Linked DNA regions of Homo sapiens: region 2 is linked to region 1. Evidence: chromatin loops called from intact Hi-C (ENCODE). Cell type or tissue: heart right ventricle. All regions are shown on one strand. Each heading gives the region's core, and the rest is flanking DNA. Links, peaks and the distances in the headings are about the cores only.

Evidence for each region. Peaks named below come from ENCODE experiments on the same cell type or tissue, not always from the same donor. Only the 100,000 strongest peaks of a DNase experiment are listed, where the experiment ranks them.
Region 2: it touches region 1 in a loop (11-fold over the local background); 87 of 110 quality-filtered maps call a loop at or near these places.

What each region holds. Positions count from the first base shown.
Region 1 is chr19:48,582,024-48,587,354 of GRCh38, reverse strand. SULT2B1 (sulfotransferase family 2B member 1) reads right to left here. Exons shown (of 7, transcript NM_177973.2): 3 at 1-126. Among named protein-coding and RNA genes, the nearest start is that of SPACA4, 22 kb to the left of the region's middle. In heart right ventricle, for the core only: CTCF peaks have their summits at 2,687 and 2,894 (motif pointing right); a DNase peak (open chromatin) is centred at 2,934; H3K4me3 peaks cover 421 bases; H3K27ac peaks cover 757 bases.
Region 2 is chr19:48,487,800-48,493,130 of GRCh38, reverse strand. It overlaps LMTK3 (lemur tyrosine kinase 3), which reads left to right. Exons shown (of 15, transcript NM_001388485.1): 13 at 1,592-1,727; 14 at 1,886-2,023. Among named protein-coding and RNA genes, the nearest start is that of CYTH2, 21 kb to the right of the region's middle. RefSeq lists silencers at 1-177, 1,757-1,836, 1,897-2,076 and an enhancer at 2,592-3,163. In heart right ventricle, for the core only: CTCF peaks have their summits at 3,006 and 3,211 (motif pointing left); DNase peaks (open chromatin) are centred at 3,190 and 4,982; H3K4me3 peaks cover 434 bases; H3K27ac peaks cover 1,187 bases; H3K27me3 peaks cover 450 bases.

The sequences.
Region 1 (5,331 bases), core at 284-5,283:
GGAGGCTGAAGGCACCCACAATGGTCTCACACCAGGGTGCCCGCTCCCAGATGGGCACGGAGCGGATCCAGGATGGATCCCCTTCCTTCAGGATTAAGCAGATGATCTCGATCATCCAGGTCGTGCCTGTTGGGAGAAATCGAGCAGATTAATTGGGTGTGGGAGGGCTGAAGAGGGAGATATCATCAGAATAATCACAACAGCACTTATTGAGCAATTTGCCACCTTTTATTATTTTTTTTTAAGACAGAGTCTTACTCTGTTGCCCACGCTGGAGTGCAATGGCGCGATCTCGGCTCACTGCAACCTCCACCTCCCAGGCTCAAGCAATTCTCCTGCCTCAGCCTCAGCCGAGTAGCTAGCATTACAAGCGCCCACCACCACGCCTGGCTAATTTTGTATTTTTAGTAGAGACGAGGTCTCCCCATGTTGGCCAGGCTGGTCTCGAACTCCTGACCTCAGGTGCTCTGCCCACCTCGGCCTCCCAAACTGCTGGGATTACAGCTGTGAGCCACCACGCCCTGCCTGACAGCATTTATTGAGCAATTTACCACCTATTTTATCACACTGATTCCTTACAGCTGGCAGAGAAGGCAAGGTTGCTTAACCTCATTTTCGGAGCCAGAAACTGAGCCTTACAGAAACCATGTCGCTCGTCCAAGGGGACAAAGCTAGGAAAGTGGTGCAGGGCAGAGACTGGTGAGCTGTCCACCCAACCCCATTTCATTTTTCTGCTGGGAATATGGCGTGATGACCTTTTCTCTTCTCCCCTGCTGCTATGTGTGGGGCCAAGAGACTGGGTCTGGCCAAGGAAGTATAGGTGGCGGCGATGTGATGTGCGGCTATTTCCAGGCCTGGCCCATAAACGCACGCCACGTGACTCTCCACTCCCTCTCTGCTTCTGGATACAGAGACTCCAGGGGAGAATCTGGGACTCCCGGGGATGGCAGAGCCATAAGATGGAAGGAACCAAATGTCTGGGAATGCATGGATATCCCCCCACCAACTTCCTTCCACCCTTCCTGCACCAACTACAGTTTATAGGAAAAAGAAACAAACTTGGCTTCAGCCGCTGAAATTCTGAGGCTGATCTATTAGTACAGCCAGAATTGCTTTACTTATTTATTTTTTTGGGGACAGAATCTTGCTCTGTCACCCAGGCTGGAGTGCAGTGGTGTGATCACAGCTCACTGCAGCCTTGAAATCCCGGGCTTAAGAGATCCTCCTGCCTCAGCCTCCCGAGTAGCTGAGACCACAGGTGCACACAACCACACCTGGCTAATTTCTTATTTTTATTTTTAGAAGACATACGGTCCCACTATGTTGCCCAGGCTGGTCTTGAACTCCTGGGCTCAAGCAATCCTCCTGCCTCAGCCTCCCAAGGTGCTGGGAGCAGAGGCATCATGCCCAGCAGGCACTCCTTTAATACATGGAGAAAGCTGGAATTGAACCCAGGTGTCTGGACATAAAAATCTCTGCTCTTTTCACTTTTCACTGCCCACTTTTGAGGGTCACCCCTTTTTTTATTATACTTTAAGTTTTAGGGTACATGTGCACAACGTGCAGGTTAGTTACATATGTATACATGTGCCATGTTGGTGTGCTGCACCCATTAACTCATCATTTAACATTAGGTATATCTCCTAATGCTATCCCTCCCCCCTACCCCCACTTTTTTTCTTTTTGAGACGGAGTTTTGCTCTTGTTGCCCAAGCTGGAGTGCAATGGCGCGATCTTGGCTCACTGCAACCTCCGCCTCCCGGTTTCAAGTGATTCTCCTGCCTCAGCCTCCCTAGTAGCTGGGGTTACAGGCATGCACCACCACGCCTGGCTAATTTTTGGTATTTTTAGTAGAGATGGGATTTCACCATGTTAGCCAGGCTGGTCTCGAACTCTTGACCTCCAGTGATCCACCTGCCTCAGCCTCCCAAAGTGCTGGGATTACAGGAGTAAGCCACTGCGCCCGGCTGAGGTTCACCTCTTTATTTCTGTGGGGAGCCACAGAATGTTACCTAGTGGAAAGGGACCTCATCAAGGACCCAATTCACAGTTTTGAATTTCAGGAGACCACAGGCTGTTCAGAAGAGAAACAATTACGTTCAAAATTACTTTCTGTTAGTATTCATTGCATTTAATTCTTTTTGAGACAGGATTCCGCTCTGTGACCTGGGCTGGTGTGCACTGTTGCAGTCACAGCTTACTTCAGCTTCAGCCTCCAACTCCCAGGCTCAAGTGATCCTCCCACCTCAGCCTCTGGAGTAGCTAGACCACATGTACCCAGCTTTTTTTTTTTTTTTTTTTTTTTTGAGAAGGAGTCTCACTCTGTTGCCCAGGCTGGAGTGCAGTGGCTCTATCTCGGCTCACTGAAACCTCTGCCTCCTGGATTCAAGCAATTCTCCTGCCTCAGCCTCCCAAGTAGCTGGGACTAGAAGTGTGCCACCACGCCTGGCTAGTTTTTGTATTTTTAGTAGAGATGGGGTTTTGCCATGTTGGCCAGGTTGGTCTCAAACTCCTGACCTCAGGTGATCCACCTGCCTTGGCCTCCCAAAGTGCTGGGATTATAGGCATGAGCCACCATGCCCAGCCTGCGCCCACCTAATTTTTAAAATTTTTGTAGAGATGGGGTCTCACTGTGTTGCCCAGGCTGGTCTGGAGCTCCTGGCCTCTAGCGATCCTCCTGCCTTGGCCTCCCAAAGTGCTGGGATTACAGGCGTAAGCCACCACATCCAATCCATTCACTGGATTTCATTCTAACAACCACCTTGTACCAGTTATCAGTTTACAGGCTGGTGGCTCCAACTTCATGCCTCTCTGCCGTTTTTGTGATATTGGAGCTGGACCCTGTAAACATTTCTCCTCTGCCAGCTAGCTCAGTGTTAAACCTTGTCAGCAGAGGGCGCTGGAGGAACACTGAATGAGGATGGGGCTCTTCCTGATTCTCACGAGCTCCTCTTAGCGGGATCTTGTGATGGACAGGGGCCAGCCCTGCACTAGACACGCAGTGACGTTTACCCCTCCCCCTAGCAAATTTCAGTGGCCTGTTGCACTTCAGTGAACTTCTCAGTCACCCAGTGGGTCATGACCATACCTCTGCAGCGAAACTCTAATCTTGTGTGGGGAGCCGGTTGGGCAGGGAAGTCCTTCTTCCCAATTTCTTTCTTTCTTGGGAGTTTGGCTTCAGCCCTAGAGGAAGTGGCTGCACCCTATTTTAGCTATTCCTGTGTGTGGTGTTTTTTGTTTGTTTGAGACGGAGTCTTGCTGTGTTTCCAGGCTGGAGTGCAGTGGCGCGATCTCAGCTCACTGCAACCTCCACCTCCCGGGTTCAAGTGATTCTCCTGCCTCAGCTTCCCGAATAGCTGTGACTACAGGCGCACGCCAGCATGCCCAGCTAATTTTTGTATTTTTAGTAGAGACAGGGTTTCACCATGTTGGTCAGGATGATCTCAATCTCTTCACCTCGTGATCTGCCTGCCTCAGCCTCCCAAAGTGCTGGGATTACAGGCGTAAGCCACTGTGCCTGGCCTTTTGTTTGTTTGTTTGAGACAGTCTGGCTCTGTCGCCCAGGCTGGAGTGCAGTGGCGCAATCTCCACTCACTGCAACCTCCGCCTCCTGGGTTCCAGCCATTCTCATGCCTCAGCTTCCCAAGCAGCTGGGACTACAGGCGCGCACCACCAGGCCCGGCTAATTTTTGTATTTTTAGTAGAGACGGGGTTTGGCCATTTTGGCCAGGCTGGTCTTGAACTCCTGACCTCAGGTGATCCGCCCGCCTCGGCCTCCCAGAGTGCTGGGATTACAGGCATGAGCCACTGCACCCGGACGAATTTCCTTCCTTTTTACAGCTGAATAATATTCCATTGTATGAATATAGCATAATTTGTTTATCCATTCATTCATGAACGGCAGATATTTGGATAGTTTCAGCTTTTGGTCATTGCAAATAATGTGGCTATGAACATTGGTGTACAAATATCTGTCAGAGTGCCCCCACCTAGTATTTAGTTCTTTTGGGCATATTCCTGGAAGTGGAACTGCTGAGTTAATATGGTAATTCTATCTTTAATTTTTTGAGGAACTGCCAAACTGTTTTCCATAGCAGCTGTACCATTCTACATGCTCACCAACAGTGCACAAGGGCCCCATTTTCTCAACATCCTTGCCACACTTGGTATTTTCTTCTGTTTTTTCTTTTATTTTTTATTTTTGAGACAGAGTTTTGCTCTTGTTGCCTAGGCTGGAGTGCAATGGAGTGATCTCGGCTCACTGCAACCTCCACCTCCAGGGTTCAAGCGATTCTCCTGCCTCAGCCTCCCAAGTAGCTGGGACTACAGGCATGCACGACCACGCCTGGCTAATTTTTTTTTTTTGTAGAGATAGGATTTTGCCATGTTGCCCAGGCTGGTCTTGAACTCCTGGGCTTAAGCTATCCACTTGCCTTGGCCTCCCAAAGTGCTGGGATTACAGGCATGAGCCACCGTGCCTGACTGCAAATAATTCTTTTTTCATTTTATTTTGAGACAGGGTCTCGCTCTGTTGCCCAGACTGGAGTGCATTGGTACGATCTTGGCTCACTACAACCTCTGCCTCCCCAGTTCAAGCAATTCTCATGCCTCAGCCTTCCGAGTAGTTGGGACCACAGGCGCGCACCACCATGCCCAGCTAATTTTTGTATTTTTAGTAGATATGGGGTCATGTAGGCCAGTCTGGTCTCCTATTGCTGGCCTCAAGTGATCCGCCTGCCTCGACCTCCCAAAGTGCTGGGATTTCAGGTGTTAACCACACCCCCGGCTCAGAGAACAAGCTTCCACAATTTCTATAGAGGGAAATGTAGCCATTACATATCAAAATTACAAATGTACAGACTCTGACCAAGCAATTCTTTGTCCAGATATTTGTCCTAGAGGTAAGTGTGTTCAATGCCAAGTACTGCATGTACAAGGCATTGTGTTTAAAGTTTACATTGTATATACATAGGCAAAAGATTGAACATTAATATCAGTCACTAGGAAACTGGTTAAGCAAGAATTATTGTATATCCTATGTTATGAAATACCACGGAACTATTTAAAAAAACCAGAAACTTATTTGTTTAAAGTTCCAAGATGGGACAATGTCAAGGTATAAGGAGAAAGAAAAACATAAGCAAAATCAAGGCTGGTCACAGTGGCTCACGCCTGTAATCCCTGCACTTTGGGAGGCCGAGGCAGGTGGATCTCCTGAGGTCAGGGGTTCGAGACCAGCCTGGCCCACATGGCAAAACCCCGTCTCTACTAATAATTCAAAAATTAGCCAGGCATGGTGGCGGGCACCTGTAATCCCAGCTACTCGGGAGG
Region 2 (5,331 bases), core at 165-5,164, 94 kb after region 1:
CAAGTCTGTGGCGCGGCAAGAGGAGGCCTGGAGAAAATCCAAGGCTGGAATGGGGGCGGAGCCTAGGGCGGGGCGGATGGAGCAGGGCGCGGGAAGGGCCTGAGGGGTGAAGGCGGGGTCTGGGGAGAGACTGGTCAGGGAAATGGGGCGGGACTAGGAAGATGGGAGGAGGCTTTGAGTGTGAGGGCAGGGCCTGGCAATGGGGCAGGGCCAGGAGTATGGGCCGAGCCTAGAGCTGGGGCGGGACCTAGGGTGAGGGCAGGGCTTGTGACGGGGGCGTGGTCTAGAGGGCGAGGAGAGGTCTGGAGAGAGAGTGTGGGTCTGGAAGGAAAGAGGGGGTACTGGGTAGTCAAGTATGGGATCCTGGAGAGGCTAGGGAGGAAGTGTTGAGAAGAGGCCTGGATGGTGAAGGGGCCTAGTGAGAGTTTGGGCATGGTTTGTTGACTAGAGTTCTAGTGTCTGTAGGCTGGTTCGGGTTGGAGCAGATCTTACCCACTAGGGAAGGGCCATGGCTAGGCTGCAGGTGGGCTTCAGAGATGGAGCAGGCAGTCTTAACGTATTCTGGGGTGAGGTCAGGGATGAGCGAACCTAACGACTGGGACGGGTCTTTAGAGAGATGGGTTGAGGAATGTGTTAAGAGTTAGGCCTGTCCCGGGTGGCTCACGCCTGTAATCCCAGCACTTTGGGAGGCCGAGGCGGGAGGATCACTTGAGGTCAAGAGTTCGAGACCAGCCTAGCCAAAATGGCGAGACCTCGTCTCTTAAAAAGAAAAAAATTATCTTGGTGTGGTGGTGCGCATCTGTAGTCCCAGCTACTTAGGAGGCTCAGGTGGGAGGATCGCTTGAGCCCAGGAGGTTGAGGCTGCATTGAGCCATGATCACAACACTGCTCTCCAGCCTGGGCGACAGTGAGACTCTGTCTAAAACAAAAAGAAAAACACAGGATATGGTGTTGAAGAGAAAAAGGGAGGGCGAGTGGTGCTGAGGAACTGGGACCTTGTCTAGATGAACCTGGGGCGGGCATACTGGGCTGAGATTATGAAAGGAATGGAAACAAGGCCAAGAACTGGGGCCTGGGCCACTGAAATGTTTTCAGAGGGGTGGGACTTGGAGGGCGGGAGCAGGTCTACTTCTGAGGGAGGGCTCAGGGGCAGGGTCACAGCATCCAGCACGGCATGCGCTCAGGATGGGGCAGGGGTTGGGAGGGCCACTGGAGCAGGTCAAGATCTCAGAGGTGGGTGGGACTGACGTGGACGGGGTGGGGCTTATGGAGATCGCTTTGGGTTAGGGGATCCGGTGGAGGCCTCACGTTAATGAGCCAGGAGAGAATCCCTGCGTTGGGCTACTTAGCTGTGCGCGGGGCTCCGCTGTCAGGAAAGGAGCCTCTGGCCAGGTTGAGGTTAAGGCTGGCCCAAGGCTTCGAAGCCAGATTAGGGGCTCCAGCCACCTCTCCAGAGCGTGCGAGTCAGTGATTACAAATTGGGATTCCTAGAGCCCCAGAAATATTAGCCGGTTTTGTTGCTTTTGGGGGATGCGGTAAATGGGACGTGAAGGTTTGTCCCCTCTGGCTTCCCCCTAATCTGCCTTCACAGGAGACGCCAACCAACGAGCTGAGCGTCCAGGCCCCCCCCGAGGGGGACACGGACCCGTCAACGCCTCCAGCGCCCCCGACACCTCCCCACCCCGCCACCCCCGGAGATGGGTTTCCCAGCAACGACAGCGGCTTTGGTGAGGACGGGCCCTATGGGGCGGGAGGGGGCGGGAGCCATGGGGCGGACGGGGCGGGGTCTATGGGGTGGGAGGGGCTTGGTCGGGAGGGGCGGGACCAGAGGGCGGGAGTGCCGCAGGTGTCTGCAGCCTGACCGCGGTCTTTCCTTCTGCCGCAGGAGGCAGTTTCGAGTGGGCGGAGGATTTCCCCCTCCTCCCCCCTCCAGGCCCCCCGCTGTGCTTCTCCCGCTTCTCCGTCTCGCCTGCGCTGGAGACCCCGGGGCCACCCGCCCGGGCCCCCGACGCCCGGCCCGCAGGTACCATATCCTCGGCCCTGCCCCCTCCTCTGCCCATCTCTGTCCCCCTATGTTCCACTGCCAACTTCTTGTGACCATCTTTCAATGTCCCTGCCTCTCTCTTCCCAGTCTCTTCTCTCTCCCCTCTCAGTCAACAGACACCCCACCCAGCTCTGGAACCAGCTCAGACCAGGCGACGTCCATCAGACGGTCGTAGGCAGGCAGGCCGGCCGTCCCCAACCCCCGAGCCTCAGTTTTACCTTCTGTGGGGATTACCCCCACCCCCGACTCTTGCCCATCTTTGTCCCATCTCTGGGCTCAGACTCCGGCCTGGCACTTGCCGGATCCTGATCCCACCTCCGTTTGGGGAACACGGTGCTCAGGGGCAGACAAGGAGAGAGAAACCCAGAGTGCTCAAAGCCGGTTGGTGTGAACCAGAGCAGGGAGGACACAGCTGGGGGTTAGAGAGCAGTCACAGCGGCACCGCTGCTCTCGCGTGGACCCTGCAGTGCCTCACCACAGTTTAACCCATTTAATGTTCATTGCGATCCCATGGGGTGGATTCTAGCCTCGTCCTCATTTTTTTTTTTTTTTTTTTTTTTTTGAGACGGAGTCTCGCTCTGTCGCCCAGGCTGGAGGGAGTGGTGGAATCTACGCTCAGTGCAACCTCTGCCTCCTGGGTTCAAACGATTCTCGTGTCTCAGCCGCCCAAGTAGCTGGGTTCACAGGAGTGCACCACCACGCCCAGCTACTTTTTTTGTATTTTTACTACAGACAGGGTTTCACCATGTTGGCCAGGCTGGTCTCCAACTCCTGACCTGGAATGATCCACCCACCTCGGCCTCCCAAAGTGCTGGGATTACAGGCGTGAGCCACCGGGCCTGGCCAGTCTGGTCCCAATTTTACAAAAGAGAACACTGAGGCACGGAGAGAAGTGAGGAGCTGGGATTCAAACCCACAGTTGCGCGGCCTCTGAGTCTGTGCCCTCTCCAGTAGTGAACATTGGTCAGGTTTCTTTCCTGGCGTTTCACATGCGCCATATCGCTAATCCTCGTGGCCACCTTGGGAGAGGGGTCATGCCGCCCCTAGTTTCCAACTTTTAGCGATGCTAAGGCCACTCTGGGAGAGCAGGGCACACGGGCAGGTCCCAGCGCAGGACTGGAACGGGACTGGGCTCTCTGCTGCCCTCTGCTGCCGAGCCAGGGAACACCCCCAGGACCCAGGGCTTGTGCCCAGCTCGGCAGGACAGGTGGTGCTCCCCGGTATCAGAGCTAAGGTAGAAGACGCCACTGGAGGGTTTCACTCCTACTTCCCCAATCTTGCCTGAGTCCAGATATTGTCCCTGCCATTTCTTAGCTGTGTGACCTGGGGCAAGTCGCTTTCCCTCTCTGTGCTTCAGTTCCCTCATCTGTAGAGTGGGAATGATAACAGGATCTAACTCATGAGATTGCTGAGGGAATTAAATGGCTTAATCCTCCCGAGTATGCAGCACAGCGCCTGTGCAGCAGCAGTCTCTAACCATTAGCTATTATTATTATTTAGTTAGTTAGTATTTTTGAGACGGAGTTTTGCTCGTCGCCCAAGCCGAAGTGCAATGGTGTGATCTCGGCTCATTGCAACCTCCACCTCCCGGGTTCAAGCGATTCTCCTGCCTCAGCCTCCTGAGTAGCTGGAATTACAGGCACCCACCACCACACCTGGCTAACTTTTGTATTTTTAGTAGAGACGGGGTTTCACCATGTTGGACAGGCTGGTCTTGAACTCCAGACCTCAGGCGATCTGCCCGCCTTGGCCTCCCAGCTGGGATTACAGGCATGAGCCACCATGCCCGGCCCCATTAGCTATTATTATTATTATTAGCTATTACTGCACTTAATTAAGTCAATGTTTTCTGATCATCTTCTGCGTGCAGGCGCCATGCTGGGCACAGGGGATTCAATGTGGAGCAAGACGGGTGAGCCTGCCTGGCCCTCCCCGCAGACACTGACCACACACTGCTATGACAAATGAAGAACTGCAAACTCAGGCTTGCAGAGAAAGCAGATGACAAGAGGAAAGGGCTTTGTTTTCCCCTTAGAAGTGTCATTTAAGGCCAGGCACAGTGGCTTACGCCTGTAAGCCCAGCACTTTGGGAGGCCAAGGCAGGCAGATCACCTGAGGTCAGGAGTTCAAGACCAGCCTGACCAACATGGAGAAACCCTGTCTCTACTAAAAGTACAAAATTAGTTGGGTATGGTGGCGCATGCCTGTAATCCCAGCTACTTGGGAGGGTGAGGCAGGAGAATCGCTTAAACCTGGGAGGTGGAGGTTGCGGTGAGCCGAGATCAAGCCATTGCACTCCAGCCTGGGCAACAAGAGCAAAACTCCATCTCAAAAAAAAAAAAAAAAAAGTGTAATTTAACTGGGAACTGGAAGGGTTGGTTGTCATTAACTAGGTGAAGGGGAAGGGGATGGCGTGCTGGCAGAGGGGACAGCTTGCACACAGGGCCTGAGGCAGGAGAGAGCTTGGCCCGCTCAAGGAACAGAAGGACACTGGTGTGGCTTCAGGGTTACTTAGAGTGCATGGAGGGCTGAGGAGAGATGGCAGGGGGTGCACTGAGGAGCTGGGACTTTGTCCTGGGGGTGCCAGGGAGCCACGGACGACTATAAGCAAGGGAGGGAAGTCAATGTTGGGTGTAGGAAGACTGCTCTGGGGTCTCTTGGGGGCAGAAGGGCAAGAGTGGGAGCTGGGAGGCTGGGGAAAGGCTGAGGAGAGGATAGTGAGCCAGGGCTGTGGGAATGGAGAGGTTGGACAGGGCAGAGAGTCAAGGGCAGGTGGGACAGGTCTGGGGGCTGACTCTTCCTTCACTTGGCTGCATCCTCAGGCTTCACTCTGAATGTCACTTTCTCCCTTAGGCCATCATCGCAGGGCCTCTGTGAGGACAGGGTGGGGGTGCATTCCAGGGTATGGGGACACTGCCAAGTGGTGAGTCAGGGCTGAGCTGGCAGGGCTGGCAAGCGAGAATGGCTTCACCTTTAATCACCAGGAGAGGAGACGGAGGGTGCAATTGTGCCAAACCCCAAATCCTTTCGCTCAGTTGACAAATATTCCTGCGGCAGCGTGGGCTGCGAGCTGCTGAGCCTGTCTGGCTCCCAAGACCATGGTGTGGGGGCCTGAGGCGGGTCCTCTCCTCTGCCCTGCTCAATGTGGCTCTGTCCACTTAGCAAACATTTACTGGGTACCAAGAGATGCCACATACCCCAAAGTCTCCATGAAGCATGAAGGTCATGCTTCCCATTAAAAGAGCGAAACTCAAGCTCAGGGACTGGGAGTGAGGGCAGTGACTTGA